2 separate regions of the Homo sapiens genome follow, and region 2 is linked to region 1. A link is an interaction called in ENCODE POLR2A ChIA-PET data of the cell type or tissue named here. Cell type or tissue: K562. All regions are shown on one strand. Each heading gives the region's core, and the rest is flanking DNA. Links, peaks and the distances in the headings are about the cores only. Region 1 overlaps VPS4A (vacuolar protein sorting 4 homolog A). Region 2 overlaps TANGO6 (transport and golgi organization 6 homolog).

Region 1 (11,176 bases), core at 2,186-10,185:
GAAGCCGAGGCGGGCGGATCACGAGGTCAGGAGATTGAGACCATCCTGGCTAACACGGTGAAACCCCGTCTCCACTAAAAATACAAAATATTAGCCGGGCGTGGTGGCGGGCACCTGTAGTCCCAGCTACTCAGGAGGCTGAGGCAGGAGAATGGCGTGAACCCGGGAGGCGGAGCTTGCAGTGAGCCGAGATCGAGCCACTACACTCCAGCCTGGGCGACTGAGTGCGACTCTGTCTTAAAAAAAAAATTAGCCAGGCATTGTGGCATGTGCCTGTAATCCCAGCTACTCGGGAGGCTGACGCCAGAGAATTCAGAGAATTACTTGAACCCGGGAGGCGGAGATTGCAGTGAGCTGAGATGGAGATTGTGCCATCGCACTCCAACCTGGGCACCATCTCAAAAAAAAAAAAAAAAAAAAAAGAAGCTTCTGGCAGCTGCATTGTTTGACTGGCTTTTTTTTTTTTTTTTCCCCCAGACAGGGCTTCACTGTCTCCCAGGCTGGAGTGCAGTGGTGCGATCTTGGTTAACTGCAACCTCTGCCTCCCAAGTAGCTGGCACCATAGGTGCGTGCCACCATGCTTGGCTAATTTTGTGTTTTTTGTAGAGACAAGATCTCGCTGTTTCCCAGGCTGGTCTCAAACTCCTGGGCTCAAGCGATCCTCCCGCCTCAGCCTCCCAGAGTGCTGGGATTACAGGGGTGAGCCACCGCACCCAGCCTGGGCTGTGAGAGCCACTGCAGGTGGCCTCCCAGAGTATGAGGTGTGAGTCACCGCACCTGGCCTGGGCTGCTCTTTAAGTCCAGCTGAAGCACATTTCCCTTACGGCCTTCAGGAGAGGGCCGACCCGGATTCCCATCTGCTCCGCGAAGAAACAGGGCGGGTTATAGGAGTGTTTGCTGGGGGGGTCCTGAAGTGAGCTGCTGAGAGCATTGGCCCAAATGTCCCTGAAGTACTTGCTTGAGTCACACGGCACTGTTAAGCCAGGAAGGCTTCGTTCCTTAACCAGTGTGCAGGCAGCGGAGCCTGGACTTGCTGGGAGCACCTCTGTGCTCCAGGCTGAAGGGCCAGCTTGTGACTTTCCGTCTCCCTTCCCAGCAGTGACAGTGACAGTGAAGGGGATAATCCGGAGAAAAAGAAACTGCAAGAACAGCTGATGGGTAAGTGGCTCGCGGCCCTGTGGCAGCGGCAGGGGATGAGAGTGGGTCCGCTGCTGGGTTGGCTCATGCCCCTTGGCCGGGCCCGGGCCCGGGCCGGCCTCCCTCTCGCAGGTGCCGTCGTGATGGAGAAGCCCAACATACGGTGGAACGACGTGGCCGGGCTGGAGGGGGCCAAGGAGGCCCTCAAAGAAGCTGTCATTTTGCCAATCAAATTCCCACACTTGTTCACAGGTGAGAGTTGAGCCATTTCAAACCCCAATGTAAAAATTCCAGGCTTCCGCAGGGCTGGCACTCCGAGGCACCCGGGAGTCAGTGGCGACTCAGCCCCCGGGGCCTGCAGAGGGCCAGGCCTGGCTGCTCGCTGGTGTCCACAACACTGCTGTGGCTGGAGCTATGAGATGACGATCACGTCACAGGGTGGGGGCAGGATCAGGAAGCAGTGCCAGCCGGTGTCACTGTGCAAGGTCATGGGGTCATAGCAGGGGCACTGTGCAAGGTCATGGGGTCATAGCACAGGGCACAGCAGGGAATGTAGCTCCCATCACTTGTTTGCCAGTAGAGTCCGTTGTTTCACAGAATGCCCTGTTTTACTGTATGTATGGGACTCGAGACCCTCTGCTTTTCCTATTCCTTTCCCCAGTCAGGAGGCCTAACTTCTGTGGTTCTCTGTTGCAGGCAAGCGCACCCCCTGGCGGGGGATTCTGCTGTTCGGACCCCCTGGCACAGGGAAATCCTACCTGGCCAAAGCCGTGGCAACAGAGGCCAACAACTCCACCTTCTTCTCTGTGTCCTCCTCAGATCTGATGTCCAAGTGGCTGGGGGAGAGTGAAAAGTAAGTCGGCCACCAGGCCATGCTCTGCCAGCAGCCCCGGCACTGCTAGTGACCCAGCGGCCCACCCTGTGGAGTCACCTCTCAGAGGAGTGGTTTGGTTTTCAGGGAGGGTACCCAAGAGCAGTGTGTCGCTAGCTTATCGGCTGGGACACAGTCCCAACAAAGACAAGTGAAGGTGGAAGGGACCTGGGAGAGGTGAAGTGCTCCACAAGAGAAGGGAAAGGAAGTGAGGATATTTTTGGGGTCTGGGTTGCGGTCCCTGTTGGGGCAGTGTGTGGGGGACATGGTTCCCCACACTGACTCCTGTTTTGCGTGTGATGAGACGGGCTCGGAAGAAGGGGACTGACGTGTTGTAAGTGCAGAGCTAGCGCATGGGGCTCCTGGGATTGAGGCTCTGCGTTTGGGGCTGACACCAAGGTGTGCTCCTCCTCTTGGTGCAGTGTGGCCCGAGGGCTCCTCACCACCACGTTTTCCGCAATTCCGGCATGACCGTGGCCTGCGCCTCCCTGTGGGAAGGGTGAGAAGAGGGAAGTGCCGGGAGCCCAGGCGGGCACGGACGTGAACGTCTTGTCCTCACCCCCTTTCTCACCTTCACAGGCTGGTCAAGAACCTGTTTGAGCTGGCCAGGCAGCACAAGCCCTCCATCATCTTCATCGATGAGGTGGATTCCCTCTGCGGGTCCCGAAATGAAAATGAGAGTGAGGCCGCCCGGAGGATCAAAACGGAGTTCTTGGTCCAGATGCAGGGTGTGTGCCGGGCCCAGGGCCCCCTTGGTTCTTGTTGCACCTGAAGCCAACCCTGGGCTTTATTCTGAGCTGCGGCTGGATTTGGTTGTTCTCAGCCTCGGAGAGGCACTCCCCAGCTCCAGCCCCTCAGGGCACGGGTGGACTTCAATTCCCAAGAGGTGCCTGAGGCCTCTGCCTCACGGGCCACTCCACCCCTCCCATGGCAGGCAGTGCCATAGGTCTCACCTGGCACAGCCAGACCAAGATGTGGTTTAATCTCACTTGGGACCCTGCCAGTGGTGGGTGGCACAGGGATGGCTTCAATTGCTGACACACAAAGCCCCCGGGGTCTGTCCCCAGGTTTCAACTGACCCGTGCAGGTGTCCAGAGTCTGAGTCTTTGTCTCCCTTTCTCCACAGGGGTGGGGAATAACAATGATGGGACTCTGGTTCTTGGAGCCACAAACATCCCATGGGTGTTGGATTCGGCCATCAGGAGGAGGTGAGTCTTCCCCAGGAGAAGCCAGGGCTGGAGGCTTCCTCCCACCATGGTCACGGTCCGCCTGCTGCTGGCAGCCCGGGTGCAGCCTGGCCCCTTTTCCCTGGAGTCTTCCCGTCTGCCTGCCAAGCAGAGCCCTTTGTGAGGCTGGCTTGTTGAGGATGTGCCGCCAGCATCACTGGCCCATGAAATGCGTCCGTTTCACTCAAATCTTCGTGCCTCCCCTTCCGTGAATACCATTCCATCATCCGCTGTCAACTCCTGCCGTGTGCTGGGCTCTCTAGGTTTGAAAAACGAATTTATATCCCCTTGCCGGAGGAAGCTGCCCGCGCCCAGATGTTCCGGTTGCATCTCGGGAGCACTCCCCACAACCTCACGGATGCAAACATCCACGAGCTGGCCCGGAAGACGGAAGGCTACTCGGGCGCGGACATCAGCATCATCGTGCGGGACTCTCTCATGCAGCCCGTGAGGAAGGTGCAGTCGGCCACACACTTCAAAAAGGTGAGTGCCCGCGGCCACTGCTGAGAAAAATCTCATAGTAAGAGCGGGATGTTCGGTTTTTTTTTTCCCAGCTCCTGGTCCTGCTCCCCGGCTGCTCAGGTGACACAGTCTCTGAGGCCTCCTGGAGAGCCGAGGGCCAGTGCCATGGGGGCTGCACCCACTGTCCCCTCCCTGCAGCTCTTCTGGAGTGTGGCCATCTCAGGGTGTGTGAAAGCAGAGGACAGGGCCACTTTACTGTCTTAACCCTGCTGCGGCCTCCTCCGTCAGCACTGTGTGCTCTTGTGCGGGGTGGACACCAAATCAGTGTTTGGAAAGTGTTGGATATAAAATGACCAGGAAGACCTGTCTATTCATTCAGCAGATCTCTGCTGAGTATTTGCTGTGGGTCCTCCTGTGTGCCCGGCCCTGTCCTAAGTGCTGGGAAGATATGAGTGACCAACAGACAAAAATCCTAGACCTTCCGTTGTTGGTGGGGAGACAGTCAACACAGTCAGTGAGTGTCTCAGAGGATGGAGATGGAGCAGGGTTAGGAGAGAGGTGTCTCGGGCATGGAGGGAAGGGCAGATGGCACTGGGGTGATGCCTGAGACAGGAGGTGAAGGTGTGAGGGAATGAGCCTTGTGGACATTGGGGGAATGTTTTGCCAAGGCAGCGGACTTCAGTTGGAAAACCACTTTGTGTTAATCTATTTTCATGCTGCTGATAAAGACATACCCGAGACTGGGAAGAAAAAGAGGTTTAATTGGCCTTACAGTTCCACATGGCTAGGGAGGCCTCAGAATCATGGTAGGAGACCAAAGGCACTTCTTACATGCTGGTGGCAAGAGAAAATGAAGAAACAAAAGTGGAAACCCCTGATAAACCCATCAGATCTCGTGAGACTTCACCATCACGAGAATAGCACGGGAAAGACCAGCCCCCATGATTCAGTTACCTCCCCCTGGGTCCCTCCCACAACATGTGGGAATTCTGGGAGATAGATACAGTTCAAGTTGAAATGTGGGTGGGGGCACAGCTAAACCATATCACACTTTTAATGTCACTGTATTCCTGGTGAGACGTGACAGTGTTAATGAGGAAGACATCAAGGCATTGGGGCTACAGATTGCCAGAGTCCCATGCAAATCATGAGTCGCTCGGACCACCCAGCCCGAGTTCTGAAGGAGCCCGTCCTCCTCAGATGCTAGGGACCCACAGAGCATTCTCTTTGGGACTTCCTTAGAGACCGGAGGGGTCGAGCCCCTCTGACACTGAGGGGCAGCTGCCCCAGTCAGATCCATTTGGTTTCAGGTCTGTGGCCCCTCTCGCACCAACCCCAGCATGATGATTGATGACCTCCTGACTCCATGCTCACCAGGGGACCCAGGAGCCATGGAGATGACTTGGATGGATGTCCCTGGGGACAAACTCTTAGAGCCTGTGGTTTGCATGGTAAGTGACTTGACAGGGGAGGGAAGAGGGCTGCACAGAGCCCAGAAAATTGAGGGTTTGGGTCCAGAATAAAAACGGTCTTCTCCAGGCCAGGCATGGTAGCTCACGCCTGTAATCCCAGCACTTTGGGAGGCCAGGGTGGGCAGATCACAAGGTTAGGAGTTCGAGACCAGCCTAGCCAATATGGAGAAACCCTGTCTCTACTAAAAATACAAAAATTAGCCGGGTGTGGTGGTGTGCACTTGTAGTCCCAGCTACTCAGGAGGCTGAGGCAGAAGGATCGCTTGAAGCCGGGAGGCAGAGGTTGCAGTGAGCAGAGATTGGGCCACTGCACTCCAGCCTGGGTGACAGAGTGAGACTCCGTCTCAAAAATAAAAAATAGTCTTCTTCTATGTCCTGGGCTGTTGAGAATGGCCTTTGTAGCTCAGGGAAGCTGGCATTACACTCACTGGGGGCCCAGAATGCAGGTGGCAGCATTAGCATTTTGTACATACAGAGAAAGGCTAGATGCAGTGGTGCAGTGATAGCTCACTGCAGGCTTGACCTCACGAGCTCACACAATCTTCTGACCTCAGCCTCCTGAGTAGCAACAGGCACACACCATCATGCCCAGCTAATTTTTCCTTTTTTTTTTAGAAACGGCCTCACAGTGTTGCCCAGGCCAGTCTGAAACTGCTGGGCTCAAGTGATCCTCTCAGCGTGGCCTCCCAAAGTGCTGGGATTACAAGCATGAGCTGAGCCACCACACCTAGCCTGCATTTTATATTCTTTAGCAAGTAAAGTCAGGTCCAGATAATATGACGTCAATCCATGGGTTTGGCTTTGCGGTGCAGTGAGGCAGTGAATGTGTCAAGACTGTGACGCAGTTGCAAAGGCAGCGCCTCACCTGCATAGCCTGGCCCGTGCCATCCTGGCAAGGGTCTGCCCTTGTGGCTGGTGTTGGGGGTGTGCAGCTAAGAAGGCTCCTGGCCGGGCGCCGTGGCTCCCGCCTGTAATCCCAGCACTTCGGGAGGCCGAGGCGGGCAGATCGCCTGAGGTCAGGAGTTCAAGAGCAGCCTGGCCAACATAGTGAAACCCCGTCTCTGCTAAAAATACAAAAATCAGCCATGTGTGGTGGCACGTGCCTGTAGTCCCAGCTATTTGGGAGGCTGAGGCAGGAGAGTCACTTGAACCGAGGAGGTGGAGGTTGCGGTGAGCCGAGATCATGCCACTGCACTCCAGCCTGGGTGACAGACTCCGTCTCCAAAAAAAAAAAAAAAAAAAAAGAAAGCAAGTTCGTAAGGGGAGTTATGAGATGATGGAGCTTAGATTCTCAGACCAGGAGGAGGCCCATCTGAGCTGCCTCGAGAGGGAAGAGGGTCCCTGCCATAGGCAGATTCAAGCAGGCCTCTGGGGTGGCCTTGAAGGCAAACCTCTTCCCACCCTCAGCTGCGCCTGTTGTGTGCTGAGGGGAGGTTGGGGACCTGGAGCCTGGCTCCTGCTCAGGCACATACTGTTGCCTTCACAGTCGGACATGCTGCGGTCTCTGGCCACCACCCGGCCCACGGTGAATGCAGACGACCTCCTGAAAGTGAAGAAATTCTCAGAGGACTTTGGGCAAGAGAGTTAAAAGCTGCTTCACTTGGGCAATGGTGAAGGTGGGAGGTTGATTGGGGCAAATCCAGGCACTCCCCATGTCAACAGCCAGACAGGGCTCCAGGGCTTGTCCCAGTCAATACAGAGTTCCCTCTGCTGTCTGGCCGTCTGCCAGGGAGCCAGAAGGAAGGGCCTTGCAGCCACAGAGACACTCCACTGCCCTGGGGCACACAGTGGACACTGCTCTTCCTACTTCCTCCTCTCCTGGATGCTCATCAGCTCCTTCTGCCTCCCCCCCTTTTTTTTCCATCTTTTGTTCCCCTAAATTAATGCTGCTTGGATTTTCATCTTATTTATAAAGATAAAATCACCTGGAAGTGTCAAGGAGTGGGGCGGGGTGGCGGGGGAGAAGCAGCCGTGCTGCCAGGTCACCCAGACCTCCAGACAGCCGGCTAGCCCCACTGCCCGTTCCTTTTACGCCCAAGTTTTGCTCCTTGAGAGCAGATTGGCTGATGCCCCTGCAACCCCAGCCCAAGCTCTGCCTCAAAGACCGAGTGACATAAGCCATTCCCACCCTCCTAGGTTCACATCCAGGGCTGTGTCTTCCTTGGGGGAGGAGATGGTGTCGTTTAGATCAGGGTAAGGCAGTCAGGCGGGTGTTCACCACTGCCTTTTCTTCCTCTGAGCGTGAGAACACTGAACCCAGCCACTGCCCCTGGGTCCCTGTCCTGGAAATGGTCTAATAAATCCTTTTCCCTTCTTGAGCTACCCAAGTGATCTCATCTTTCCTTGACTCTTAACTGAGACTCTGAAGGGCCACCCTTGCTTCCAATTAAAAGACCCTCTGGTTTTCTGTCTCCTCTCTTTTCTAAAGCAGAGCAGGAAACAGAACACTGCAGTTCTTAGGCCTGTTCTCCAGTCAGGTGTGCAAGGCCTCCTCCCCTTAAGGCCTCAGAAGTTTGGCTGGGGATGTTTGTGGGATCCAGACAGTTCTTGCCGTTGTTCGGCCTACAGATCAGAGACTGCAAAGTGGGAGCCCTGCGTACCAGACCCGTCCTGCAGCTGTGTTTGTTTGGTTTGGTCTGCCGCTAACATTTAAAAGTCGAGAGTTGCTGGGCGCGGTGGCTCACGCCTGTAATCCCAGCACTTTGGGCCGCTAACATTTAAAAGTCGAGAGTTGCTGGGCGCGGTGGCTCACGCCTGTAATCCCAGCACTTTGGGAGGCCGACGCGGGCGGATCACAAGGTCAGGAAATCGAGAACATCCTGGCTAACACAGTGAAACCCCGTCTCACTAAAAATAAAAAAATTAGCCGGGCGTGGTGGTGGGCGCCTGCAGTCCCAGCTACTTGGGAGGCTGAGGCAGGAGAATGGCGTGAACCCGGGGGACGGAGCTTGCAGTGAGCCGAGATCGCGCCACTGCACTCCAGCCTGGGCGACAGAGCAAGACTCTGTCTCAAAAAAAAAAAAAAAGTCGAGAGTTGACATAAAAATTCAGAATTCTGACTTCTAGAAGATTAAATTAGGTAATGTTGGGCCTGCGTCCTCATGGGGCAGCCTGTCAGCGGCCACTAAGTAGAGGCTGCTCTGTACAGAAGGGGTCCCCCATCCCCACTCATCTGTGTTGCCTGCCCAGATAGCCCCATGGCCATTTCAGTTTGCGACCCCCAACAGACCAAGGACCCAGAGCTGGCAGCCCTGGACCCACGTCCGGCAGGCAGTGAAGCTGCAGAGGCTGTCCCACGTTTACCCCATGCATATAAACAGACCAAAGTCAAAGCACATTCACACAGAAAGACCTGGCCTAGTAAATGAAGCTTATAGCCTGCAAAGGGCTTTGTTCCAACCTTCCCTCTCCAAAACCCAGTACTGCTCCTCTACCTTTCAAACCTGGTTGGGCCAGAACTGATTACATGGCCAACTCTTGGCTCACACTGGGCTTGCACTGGGCCATTTCTTTGCTCTGGTTCAGAGCCTCTGCAGAAGTGAGCTAACTTTGGATCAGTAGCTCCAACACTTGGCTCCAGTGCTGGCAGGTTACCCCTCAACCATAGCAGCTGGGATCTTTGTGGCTTGGGGGTGCTTGTGTAAGTTCTTGGTTATGTGCCCTCAGCCACCAGGATATGAACCGTGTCTGCAGAGCTTCACTTTAGTGAGCTTACAAGTTTTTAAATTTTTACTTCTAGTTACATTTACTTGAATCAGAACGTTGTTTCCTCATTCCTACTGCTTAAACACCTTGACAAGTCCTAGGGGTTAACAAAGGTTAGCATGGCTATGGTCCATCCCTGTGCTCTAGTTAGAGCGTGAAGACACCTGACTTTCCAGTTGTCTCTCTCCATGACCAGCAACAGGAACCACTGACGCTGAACTTTGGACAGTGGCCTCAGACTCTGGCTGCCAGCACACAACCTGCCATCATCGATGTTAAACATGCTGACATGTGCAGAGGAGTTTCCTCCCTGAAATGCTCTGAAATTCACTTCTCTGCCTGGGGATTCTGTTATAAACCTTCTGCCTACATTGGCTTTCACTGTGGAAGTTGATTTCTAAAACTCTGATGAGCTCACAACGTTGACATGTATATGCGTTTTTTGTGAGTGCTTCCTGCTCAAAGTGGGAGAGATTTTACTGGAAATGCAATAAAGTTTGCATTTTATTGCTACCGATGCCCACCACAAAAGCGTTAACCTCAGAAAGCTATAAGAAGCATCAAAAGATTGCCATAGCCCCCTGTAAGAGCTTCTGAACATTGTCCAAATGAAAGGAGGCTCAGCTGAATTCTAATTTTCCTAAAGACCCATGTTTTTAGCATCTATGAGCTTTCTACAAATCTCCCCATTGGCTGCATCTCTGACCTTGCACCAGTATCTGGTTGGGATTCCCTTTTTTTTTTTTTTTTTTTTTTTTTGAGACAGAGCCTTGGTCTGTCGCCCAGGCTGGAGTACAGTGGCGAGATCTCAGCCCACTGCAACCTCTGCCTCCCAGGTTTGAGCGATTCTCCCGCCTCAGCCTCCCAAGTAGCTGTGATTACAGGCGCCTACCAGCACACCCAGCTAATTTTCATATTTTTAGTAGAAACAGTGTTTCGCCATGTTGGCCAGGCTGGTCTTGAACTCCTGACCTCAGGTGATCTGCCTGCCTTGACCTCCCAAAGTGCTGGGATTACAGGCATGAGCCACCAAGCCTGGCCGGGATTCCTTTTCAAAGTCTGGCTGCACCTAGAGCCAGTTTGCTTCTGCTTGGCCTCATGGGGCCTCAGAGAAAGCCACAAAGGAGGATGGGTCTTTCCTGGGTTCATTTAACTGCCATTTATAACACTTTTTCCTCTAAACAGCTTAATGGACTTCCTACTACTTGTATAGTTTGATTTTCAGGACTCTGTTCAGCAAGAATACCTACTTTACAAAACTCAGCATAAAAATGAGGTGAAACAGTTTAACTAAAACTGGAGTTTGGCTGGGTAGTGTGGCTCACAACTGATCCCAGCACTTTGGGAGGCCGAGGCAGGAGGATTGCCTGAGACCAGGAATTTGAGGCCAGCCTGGGCAACATAGTAAGACCCCCGTCTCTATCTTAAAAAAAAAATAAAAGAATAAAACAAGTTCCTTCACCTCTTGACAAGACAAAGCTGACACTTTTTTTTTTTGAGACAGAGAAAAAAAGAAAACTCTACAGCCAGAATCATACTTTTGAGTCTCGCTCTGTCGCCCAGGCTGGATGGAGTGCAGTGGCGTGATCTCAGCTCACTGTAACCTCCGCCTCCTGGGTTCAAGTAATTCTCTGCCTTGGCTTCACGAGTAGCTGGGATTACAGGTGCTCGCCACCACGCCCGGCTAATTTTTGTATCTTTAGTAGAGACAGGGTTTCACCATCTTGGCCAGGCTGGTCTTGAGCTCCTGACCTCGTGATCCACCCGCCCCGCCCTCCCAAAGTGCTGGGATTACAGGCGTGAACCACTGCACCTGGCCACTTTCTTAAACCTACACATTGGTTGCTGTGATATTAATTCTATTTTTACAAAATAAGTGTATAACCAGGAAGTACTAATCCTGCTTTCTATGCCCAATTGTTAACAGGAAAGGGCTCAGTGCACTTCTCAATTGTCACCCCTGCCCCCAGCCCTGATCCACGGCCTCTACCCCAAGAATGAGCCAAGAACCAGCTGCTCTAGGGATCTCAGCAGCAAAATCCTGCCCAAGGCTGTTAAAATGTGTGGGCACTCATTTACACTCGTGCTGTCATGAAACACATCCTTGAACAGGGACTATTCTCTTTCATTTCCATAAGCAAACTGGCGTCTAAGGCCACAAGCCCTCCGTAAAAATAAGAACTCGGCACAAATGGCCAGTCACATGCTTACCTGCATTTTTAAAGACAGCTTTCAGGTATTTGGGGACTACATTATTACCAAACCTTGGCTTTGGGAGATTATACAGGTCCGAGGAACTCGTG
Region 2 (11,176 bases), core at 1,017-9,016, 460 kb before region 1:
CATTTATTGGGTTCTCGTCCTTTGCACACCTGTAGAGTCCATTTCACCTGTCCCTTGTCATTTTGGGAAACAGCTATAGCAGGCTGTTTTTCTTTGAGCCTCTGTTTCTTCTTCTATAAAATGTGTATCATAATACCTGCCTCGGAAGGTGGTTGTGAGGATTAAGGATAATGTGTGTCAAGTATCTGGCCCAATCTCTAGTAGTGATAATTCCTACTGATATTAGTATCATGGCTCCCTCATTAAATGCTTGGGAGGGTTAAATGAAATAACACATATAGAGCACCTGGTACACTGCAGAACTCTGTCAATGTTCATTGTTATTATTAGGTGTTAGGGGTATATGCCCATTTTTGCTGTCACTCAGTCCAGTAAGCAGTTGAGCATCCAGACTACAGAAGTTGCTGTGGAGATCATAGACACATAAGACATGGTCCTTTTCTTCAAATAACTCACATGCTGACTGGGGAGATAAGACTTACAGGGATGACGCAGCAGGAAGCACTACCCCCGCCATGAGAGGACCACTGGCATCAGCATAGGCACTGGCCAGCAGAAGCCGTTAAGATGTAAATGTCTCAAGGGTCAGTGCGGCCCCCAGGCGCAGTGATTCCGCAGCCTCCACAGCCAGGTTTCACAATGTTCTCGTTTCTCTGTCACCCGCCTGTGTCATCGTTGTCGTTGTTCCTTTTCTCTTCTCTCTCCTGCCTACATTCATAAACATTTGCCTAAAAGCCACTATCATCCAAGTGTTGGCATGAAATTCTGAGCTCCCTGGGGCCTTTATGTGATAGGAGCAGAGTGCGTCCTCCTTCCGGCAGGGTTATGCGTATTGACACTTCTAGCAGCACCTCCTGCCTGCACTTCCCTGAGGTAGTGTGACCCAGGTTGACAGGTCTTATTACTGTTACTGAGGCTAAACTGTGCCCAGGGATCTCAGGCAGGAGAGAGAAATGAAAAGGGAAACACAGAGAAAGAACCAACTAGGACGGCAAGAGAAGGAGTTGACAGAGGGAAAACATGCTGGGTGTACATTATGAAGCTGGACAAAGTCCCACCAATAGCTGTGTTCTAAGTAGCACCCATACCTCAGTATGTGAAACGGTAATGGGCAGGACCCTGACTGTTTGACCCTGAGCAGTAATCACCAAGGAGAACTGTACTGTTATGGCTCAAGGGTACCCCAAAATTGTACCCCCTCTTTGCTGCCCAAGTTCCAAATGAATTAAAAGAGAGTTAAGAAGAGTAAGAGAGATAAACAATGTTACCTCTATTGCTCATAAAGGCAAAGTTGGAGGATATAGCTTATAGATGGAGACATCTATTTTTTTTTAATTTTTTTTTTATTTTTATTATTATTATTTTTTGAGACGGAGCCTTGCTCTGTCACCTAGGCTGGAGTTCAGTGGCACAATCTTGGCTCACTGCAACCTCCGCCTCCTGGGTTCAAAAGATTCTCCTGCCTCAGCCTCCCGAGTAGCTGGGATTACAGGCATGTGCCACCATATCCAGCTTGCTTACTTACTTATGTATTTATTATTTTTGAGATGGAGGCTTGCTCTGTTGCCCAAGCTGGAGTGCAGTGGTGCAATCTTGACTCACTGTAACCTCCGCCTCCCGGGTTCAGCTTCCTTAGTAGCTGGGATTACAGGCACACACCACCACGCCTGACTAATTTTTGTATTTTTAGTAGAGGCAGGGTTTTGCCATGTTGGCCAGGCTGGTCTCGAACTCCTGACCTCAGGAGATCCGCCCCCCTCGGCCTCCCAAAGTGCTGGGATTACAGGCGTGAGCCACCACGCCTGGCAGGAGACAAAACAGTGCTCTTCAGAATTAGACACTGTCACTACTCACCCATTTTAAGGCGCACTGGAAAACTGCAGCACCTTCTGCAGGGGATATGCCTCTGAAAAATACCCAGCAAGAAAGAGCAGAAGAAAATGTGCAGTCACTGTCAAAAGACAGAAGAGGAATGAGCTGAGAGATGCTTGCCAAAACCAGCCAGTAAGTGAGTTTACTCCATCCTCAGCCGTAAGATCAGTCTCATAACCTGCCCAGAAGTGGAGTGAGCGAGATGGAGAGAGGACCAGGAATGTTTTAATAGTACAGCTTCCCCCATGTGGAAGGAAATCAAGAGAGGATAGAAGCCTTCTTTCCGCTCCTCTCACAAGTATCTCTGTACAGTGTTGTAAAACTTTACCTTCTATTGTCTGCCTGGTTTGAATTCCACTAAAGCCAAGTGCATATTTCTTTTAGGTTCTAACTGAAGAGGAGAGAACCCTATCCAGGGGGGCCTTGAGAGACATGCTGGATCAAGTCTATCAGCCCTTAGCAGTCCGGGAACTGCTTATCCTCCAGGGAGGACCACCCCAGGTACTCAGGCCTAGGGACTCTTGGGGGTGACTCATTAATGATAATGTGTGGTTTGCTGTCTTCTTCTGGAAAATTAAATAACTTTAGTTCCCTGTTTAATGATCTAGTTGAGCCTTTTTTCATCTTTTAGATCATAAAATGATATTTATAAAACTAGATGACGCTGACCCTTAGGATAATTTAAAAGACCTTTTCTCTAATGAAATGATGGACACTTTTCCCAAGAATATTATGATCACTTTTTTTAAGACTTATGGCAATTTTGGCTGGGCACGGTGGCTCACGCCTGTAATCCCAGCACTTTGGGAGGCCGAGGTGGGCGGATCACCTGAGGTCGTGAGTTCGAGACCAGCCTCAACATGGAGAAACCCTGTCTCTACTAACAATACAAAAAAACAATTAGCTGGGTGTGGTGGTGCATGCCTGCAATCCCAGCTACTTGGGAGGCTGAGGCAGGAGAATTGCTTGAACCTGGGAGGCGGAGGTTGCAGTGAGCCGAGATCATGCCATTGCACTCCAGTCTGGGCAACAAGAGTGAAACTCAGTCTCAAAAAAAAGACTTATGGCAATTTTATGTGAGATATATTTTATTCATTCTGAAACTAGATCTTCTCTTTTTTTAACTAAAATTTGCTGTTTGACAAAACATTCTTTTAGCACAACTATCTGGACACTAATTCTTTGAATGGATAATGTATTTGAAGTCAAGAAATTAAAACTAGATATATTATTGGTTCTATTCTTAGTTCCTTTGTTTCAAACATGTAGTAGTATATATTCTGCTAGGGATAAGATAGTTTCTTTGTTTTCTTAAAAATAATGTTTATCTGAGGCCGGGCGTGGTGGCTCACGCCTGTAATCCCAGCACTTTGGGAGGCCAAGGTGGGTGGATCACCTCAGGCCAGGAGTTCGAGACCAGCTTGACCAACATGGAGAAACCCTGTCTCTACGAAAAATACAAAATTAGCCGGGCATGGTGACGCATGCCTGTAATCCCAGCTACTCGGGAGGCTGAGTCAGGAGAATCGCTTGAACACAAGAGGCAGAGGTTGCAGCGAGATGAGATCACGCCATTGCACTCCAGCCTGGGCAACAAGAGCAAAACTCCGTCTCAAAAAAAAAAAAAGTTTATCTGAAATGATTTAATTTGATGATATAGATGGAATTGTCTGTTTGCTTTTAGTACCTACATTTTCGTTATGAATCTAGGTGTGTAAAGAGTGAGGAGCCAGCCAGGCACTGTGGCTCACACCTGTAAACCCAGCACTTTGGCAGGCTGAGGCAGGAGGATCACTTGAGGTCAGGAGTTTGAGGCCAACGTGGGCAACATAGCAAGACCCCTGTCCCTAGAAAAGATAAAAAATAAAAAACTAGCCAAGTGTGGTAGCATGCACCTGTAGTTCCAGCTACTCTGGAAGCTGAGGTGGGAGGATTCCTCAGGCCCAGAAAGTTGAGACTGCAGTGAGCTGTGATCGGGCCACTGCACTTCAGCCTGGGCAACAGAGTGAGATCTTGTCTTTAAAAAAAAAACAAAAGAAAAAGAGCGAGAAGCCAAAGGAATTAGCTGTAGGTCAGGAGCAAGGACCAGCTGAAGCTGGCTACAGAGATATCTCCTAATTGAGTAATTTTCATCTCATCCTTAGAATCTTACTGTAAGCCTTCCATCAGGCCTCTCTGGCATTCAACCCCCGTGTGCAGGTGTTTGAATTTGTAAACCTTTCCATTCTTCAGGTTTCTTACCCATAAGATAGGGATAATTACAATGCCTTCCTTGTAAGTCCCTTTTGAGATTATATGGGAGTTGCTTATGATGTGCCTGGCACACCATAATCCCTCAGTAAATGGTAATAATTCAATAAAAGAGAGAGGACAGGAGAGTTAGGATGAAATATTTCTGTTACTAATTTTGAGGCTTACATACTTAAGTGCAGTGGTGCCGGGCGTGGTGGCTCACCCCTGTAATCCCAGCACTTTGGGAGGCCGAGGCGGGTGGATCACGAGGTCAGGAGTTCAAGACCAGCCTGGCCAAGATGGTGAAACCCTGTCTCTACTAAAAATACAAAAAATTAGCCGGGCGTGGTGGTGTGAGCCTGTAATCCCAGCTACTCTGGAGGTTGAGGCAAAGAATTGCTTGAACCTGGGAGGCGGAGGTTGCAGTGAGCCCAGATCGCGCCACTGCACTCCAGCCTGGGCTACTGAGCGAGACTCCGTCTCAAAAAAAAAAAAAAAAAATGCAATGGTTGACAGCAACATGATCAGTGTTCTAGCCCAAAATAAGGGCTAGAACATTCAAACTGCAGCACCTTCTGCAGGGGATAGGCCTCTGAAAAGTACCCAACAAGAAAAAGCAGAACAAAATATGCACTCACTCTCAAAAGATAGAAGAGGAACTGAGATAGAAGAGCTGAGAGGTGTATGCCAAAACCAGCTAATAAGTGAGTTTACTCCACCCTCAGCAATAAGGGACACCAAGTCTATTTATTCACAGTGGCTCCACAGAACTCCCAGAAAGGGGTCCTTGAAGAAATCCACTATCTTTCTTGCAGATCATACTGGGGCAGGAAAGAAATACAAAAGAAATCCGGCCGGGCGCGGTGGCGCACTTTGGGAGGCTGAGGTGGGTGGATCACAAGGTCAGGAGATCGAGACCATCCTGGCTAACACAGTGAAACCCCATCTCTACTAAAAATACAAAAAAAAAAAAAAAATAGCCTGGCATGGTGGCAGGTGCCTGTAGTCCCAGCTACTCAGGAGGCTGAGGCAGGAGAATGGCGTGAACCCAGGAGGCGGAGGTTGCAGCGAGCCGAGATCGTGCCACTGCTCTCCAGCCTGGGCAACAGAGCAAGACTCCGTCTCAAAAAAAAAAAAGAAATCCAACTCTTTCTTTGAACTGTGTCACAGGAATCAGAGTTGCTAATGCCACAGAGGCAAGGGCTGGAATGCTCCCTCCCTGTTGTGAACTACCCTCTTAGTGGCAAATAACGTTCATAAGAATCTTCCTTGGAAGCTGGATTTGTTTGTCAGAGCTACATTCAGAGATTGTTTGCATTAACTTTGTGTTCCGAAGATCTACATTTTAATTGCTGATGCGTTTGTCTGTTTCTGAGTTTGAAATTTCATTGATTTTTCACTTTCACTGTTTTTTACTTTCTTAAAAGTAATGCAGAAGAAGGTTTTGTAAAGTTTTTTTTTTTTTTAAGGAAAAAATGTTGCTCTTTTGAAGTCTGTATAGCACACTGTTAATTGTCAGTATGACTCAGGACTTTTAAAAAATAATGTCGGCCGGGCGCGGTGGCTCACGCCTGTAATCCCAGCACTTTGGGAGGCCGAGGCGGGTGGATCATGAGGTCAGGAGATCGAGACCATCCTGGCTAACAAGGTGAAACCCCATCTCTACTAAAAATACAAAAAATTAGCCGGGCGCGGTGGCGGGCGCCTGTAGTCCCAGCTACTCGGGAGGCTGAGGCAGGAGAATGGCGTGAACCCGGGAAGCGGAGCTTGCAGTGAGCCGAGATTGCGCCACTGCAGTCCGCAGTCCGGCCTGGGCGACAGAGCAAGACTCCGTCTCAAAAAAAAAAAAAAAAGTAATGTCTAGCTGGGCACGGTGGCTCACGCCTGTAATCCCAGAACTTTGGGACGCTGAGGTGGGTGGATCACCTGAGGTCAGGAGTTCGAGACCGGCCTGGCTAACATGGTGAAACCCCATCTCTACTAAAAATACAAAAAGTACCCAGGCATAGTGGCACGTGCCTGTAATCTCAGTGACTCAGGAGGCTGAAGCAGGAGAATCGCTTGAACCCGGGAGGTGGAGGTTGCAGTGAGCCGAGATTTTGCCACTGCACTCCTGCCTGGGTGAAGAGTGAAACTCCATCTCTAAATAAATAAATAAGTCTGCATATCATAGCTATTTCTCCTTTTTTTTTTTTTTTTTTTTTTTTTACAGGCATGAGCCACTACGCCCGGCCATCATATCTATTTCAGTGACATTCAGAATTCACACCTTCTTCTTTTTCTCAGTCCTGCACAGATGTGAAGACACAGATGAGGTGTCGGGCCCCAGCTTGGCTTCGGCGTCTATGTGGACAGCTGCTCTCTGAAAGGTTAATGAGACCTAATGGTGTTCAGGCAGTAGTCCGGGGCATTTTGGAAGGAGCAGGTGGTAAGAAATAAAATGTTGCTGTGACTTTGGTATCTGTTTTCCTTTGAGTCAGAGTCTGAGGTGAATTATTGGTCTTTAGTATTTACCTTTAAAACCTGACTGAAACTAAACTCCATCCTTGCAGGGATTGAACAGGTTAAACTTAGAGGCCGTTAATGAGCTTCTTTTCCAAAGAAACTAATTCTCTTGCTCTTTTCCTAAAACACTTGTGATACACTGCCTATTTTATTGAACAATATTGTAAGCCATTTCAAATAATTTATACTATCTGGGGAAAACATTACACAGAAAATTGAAGTAAAAACCCTAAAGTAAATGTTAAATAAAGCTAGGTGTGGGCCGGGCGCGGTGGCTCACGCCTGTAATCCCAGCACTTTGGGAGGCCAAAGCAGGTGGATCACTTAAAGTCAGGAGTTCAAGACCAGCCTGGCCAACATGGTGAATCCCCGTCTCTACTAAAATACAAAAATTAGCCTGGCATGGCGGCGGGCGCCTAACCCCAGCTACTTGGGAGGCTGAGGCAGGAGAATCATTTGAACTTTGGAGGTGGAGGTTGCAGTGAGCCAAGATCGTGCCACTGCACCCCAGCCTAGGTGACAGAATGAGACTTTGTCTCAATAATCATAATAATAATAATAAAGCCAGGTGTGGTGGCTCACACCTGTAATCCCAGCACTTTGGGAGGCTGAGGCAGAAGGACTGTCTGAGGCCAGGAGTTCAAGACCAGCCTGGGCCACATAGCAAGACTCTGTTTCTACAAAAAAAAAAAAAAAAATAGCCAGGTATGGTGGTGCCCGCCTATGGTCCCAGCTACTTGGGAGGCTAAGGCAGGAGGATCACTTGAGCCCAGGAGTTCGAGGCTATAGTGAGCCATGATCATGGCACTGCATTCCAGCCTGGACAAAAAAAGCAAGACCTTGTCTCAAAAAAAAAAAAAAAAAGTTAAATGTAAAATAATTTTCTTGAAGCCAGAAATACCTTTGAGATGCAAACTTTGGGATGAAGTTTTAGAGTCATTTCCCTAATTATATTATCTAAGTTCTCATTAATAGGAAAAAAGTTAATGCTAAGCATGGTAGTAGTTTTTAATTTATGTTTTTTATTTTTTAGAGAAAATTAGACATGTACATCATTTAAAGTCAAATAGTTCTCTGAGACTTATAGTGAAAAATAGCAGTCCTCGGCATCATTCCAATCCATTTCCCATTTCTAGAAGCAACTGCTTTGAACTCTTTCAGTGAGTTTTTTCTGGTATTTACCTCTATATTTCTATTTTTTTTTTTTTTTTTTTTTTTGAGACAGAGTCTCGCTCTTTCACCCAGGCTAGAGCGCAGTGGCGTGATCTTGGCTCATTGCAACCTCCACCTCCCGGGTTCACTCCATTCTTCTGCCTCAGCCTCCTGAGTAGCTGGGACTAAAGGCGCCTGCCACCACGCCCAGCTAATTTTTTGTATTTTTAGTACAGATGGGGTTTCACTGTGTTAGTCAGGATGGTCTTGATCTTCTGACCTCGTGATCCACCCACCTCGGCCTCCCAAAGTGCTGGGATTACAGGCATGATCCTGGCCATTTACTTCTATATTTCTAACTAATATATGGGAATTCATAATTTTTTCAGTTTCAGGCATCATGTATCTACCTCTCACCATGTGTGGAAGAGGATCTTGTTCTCTTTCATAACACTGCCATCATTCCCCCAAGTACATTTTTATTTTCACATCTCCGTAATATATTTATATCTCAGTTTTGGTTAGATCAATATTCAGTGTTTATATTAGTGTAACTCTGTGATTATTATTTACAGCTGATCTATATTGTATATTATGATTACTTTCTTTTTTTACATAATCTTTTGTACTTCCTGGAGTTAATCTTTTTTTTGTACATCTGATTAGTTTTCTATGTGCTTATCACTAATCTTTTCTCAAGCTGTCCCTCTTTTGTTTAAATCTCCTTTTAATACACTGAAAAACATCAAATAGGCTGGGCATGGTGGCTCATGCCTATAATCCCAACACTTTGGGAGGCCAAGGCAGGTGGATAGTTTGAGCTCAGGAGACCAGCCTGGGCAACATGGGGAAACCCCATCTCTACCAAAAATACAAAAATTAGCTGGGTGTGGTGGTGCGCACCTATGGTTCCAGCTACTGAGGTGGCTGAGGCAGGAGGATTGCTGGAGCCCTGGAATTTGTGGCTTTAGTGAGCCATGATCACACCACTGCACTCCAGCCTGGGTGGGAGAGCGATATCCTGTGTCAAACAAACAAACAAACAAAAACCCACCAGATATTCTATCAGTTTTATCTTCTTGGAAACATCTTTCTCTGGGTCTTCTGACTTGCTTTACTCAATCCTGGTTACCTTCTACTCAGCTGCCATCCAAGGATCCCCTTCACTTTTATCCTGGTGAACACTTTGCCTTTTTTGTGTGTTCAGTCTCTTATCTCCCTTATCCCCTGCCTGTTAGTTTCCTATTGTTACTGCAACAACTTACCACAAACTTAGTGGCTTTTTTTATGGAAATGGCATTTAAACTGAGCCCTGAAGGCTGAGTTGGAATTAACTAGCTGAAGAGAGAGGGAAGATAGTTATAGGCAGAGAGAGTAGCATGTATGAGGAACTGAAGTAGAAATGAGCATAGTGCTTCTGAGGAAATCTCCACGTGGGTAGAGTAGTGAGGGCAGAGTGCAGGTAGAGTGGTGCGCAGTGAGTGGGGATGGTGGCTGGGGGCCACCTCAGGGAGGCCTGATAGGCTGAGTTCAGGATGTTGAACTTTATTCTGAGGGAGATGCGAAACGATTAACAGTTTTAAGAAAGAGAGAACATGATCAAATCTGCAGTTTAGAAATATCTATCTGGAGGTATTGTGAAGAATGGATTGGGTAAGAGCAGAAGCAGGGAGATCAGTTAAAAGGCAGACATCTGAGGAATCACGGAGGCTTGGATTAATGCAGTGGTCATGGAAATGGAGAGAAATGAATGGGTTTGAGAGATATTTAAGGAGGAGAGTTGCCAAAACTTAACGAAGGGCTGGATATGTGGGGAAGAAGGAAGAGAGCTAGAAGAATAAATCTTGACTTCATTTCTGGCATAATGTACCTTGGTCCCATCAGACAAAAGTGAGGTCAGTGTGGTTGGCAGACGTTGGTAGATTTGGTCTAGAGTGGCTATAATATTGCCTCCCCTCAGTTCTCCCCACAGTGGCTTCTAGGGCCAATGAAATAACAAATGATCAGTTACCCATAAGAAGTTGTCCCTTACAAACAGGTCTTTGCATCTTCCTTTTCCAAGAAGGGTTAGACCTCACTTAAGGGCATGCAGATTTGAGAGCTACTATAAGAAAATCAGAACCCTCTTTTTCCTATGAGTTCCCCCAACTTGTGCATGTATATATTTGTTGTTATCTATTCATACCTTGTTTCTTTCCCAAAATGGTTTGAGGCAGGTTTATATTGACCTGCATATTTGCCATTTCTGGTGGTCTTTATTTCTTTATGTAGATCAAAATTTCAGTGCAAACTTCCTTCTGCCTGAACTTTAGTTGCCATTTCTTTTAGTGTAGGTCTACTGGCAATGAATTTCTTTTTTTTTTTTTGAGACGGAATTTCGCTCTTGTTGCCCACGATCTCGGCTCACTGCAACCTCTGCCTCCTGGGTTCAAGCGATTATCCTGCTGCAGCCTCCCAAGTAGCTGGGATTACAGGTGCCAGCCACCACGCCCGGCTAATTTTTTTTTTTTTTTGTATTTTTAGTAGAGACAGGGTTTCACTGCGTTGGCCAGGCTGGTCTTGAACTCCTGACCTCAGGTGATCCACCTGCCTCGGCCTCCCAAAGTGCTGGGATTACAGGTGTGAGCCACCGCACCCGGCCTGGCAATTAATTTTCTAGCTTTTGTTTGTCTGAAAAAGTCTAGTTCATCTTCCTTTTTGAAAGATATTTTTTATTGGGCATAGAATTCTAGGTTGACATTTATTTTTTCTTTTAGTACTTTAAAGATATTCTGTTGTCTTCTGGCTTGTGTCATTTCTGATGAAAAGTCTGCTATCATTCTTATCTTTGTTCCTCTATAAATGATATACCATTTTTCCCTCTGACTGCTTTTAAGATTTTTCTCTTATGGCTGGTTTTTAGAAATTTGATTATGATGTACCTTGGTGTGGTGTTGGTTTCTTTATGGTTTTTTTTCTGCTTTTTGGAGCTGTGGGTTTATAGTGTTTGCCATATTTGGAAATTGCTCAGACATTATCTTCAAATATTTTTTTCTGTACTCCCCTCAGATCTCTCTTTCTGAGATTTGAATGACACCAAATATTATGTTTACTGTTGTCCTGCCAATTACTAATGCTCTTTTTGTGTGTGTCTTCTTTTCTCTATGTCTTTTTTATTTTTCTCTGTCTTTAAAATTTTTTTTTCCCCAGAGACAGGGTCTTGCTCTGTCTCCCAGGCTGGAGTGCAGTGGCATGATCTTGGTTCACTGCAACTTCTGCCTCCCAGGTTCAAGCAATTCTGGTGCCTCAGCCTTCTGAGCAGCTGGGATTACAGGCATGCGCCACCACACCCAACTAATTTTTGTATTTTTAGTAGGGACAGGGTTTCGACATATTGCCCAGGCAGGTCTTGGACTCCTGGTCTCAAGTGATCCAC

Evidence for each region. ChIA-PET counts read pairs that join two places held together with the same protein. Peaks named below come from ENCODE experiments on the same cell type or tissue, not always from the same donor. Only the 100,000 strongest peaks of a DNase experiment are listed, where the experiment ranks them.
Region 2: POLR2A ChIA-PET joins it to region 1 with 6 read pairs; 2 of 35 experiments call an interaction of 5 or more read pairs at or near these places.

The regions. Positions count from the first base shown.
Region 1 is chr16:69,317,554-69,328,729 of GRCh38, forward strand. VPS4A (vacuolar protein sorting 4 homolog A) reads left to right here. Exons shown (of 11, transcript NM_013245.3): 4 at 1,097-1,158; 5 at 1,270-1,389; 6 at 1,834-1,990; 7 at 2,588-2,736; 8 at 3,135-3,216; 9 at 3,498-3,717; 10 at 5,007-5,147; 11 at 6,655-9,386. The coding sequence ends at 6,756. COG8 (component of oligomeric golgi complex 8) reads right to left here. Exons shown (of 6, transcript NM_032382.5): 6 at 8,875-11,176. PDF (peptide deformylase, mitochondrial) reads right to left here. Exons shown (of 2, transcript NM_022341.2): 2 at 9,360-11,176. Among named protein-coding and RNA genes, the nearest start is that of PDF, 7.4 kb to the right of the region's middle. In K562, for the core only: no CTCF peak of the experiment used is centred there; a DNase peak (open chromatin) is centred at 6,829; H3K4me3 peaks cover 81 bases.
Region 2 is chr16:68,860,689-68,871,864 of GRCh38, forward strand. TANGO6 (transport and golgi organization 6 homolog) reads left to right here. Exons shown (of 18, transcript NM_024562.2): 3 at 2,257-2,373; 4 at 6,391-6,532. Among named protein-coding and RNA genes, the nearest start is that of TANGO6, 23 kb to the left of the region's middle. RefSeq lists a silencer at 6,073-6,232. In K562, for the core only: no CTCF peak of the experiment used is centred there; no DNase peak of the experiment used is centred there.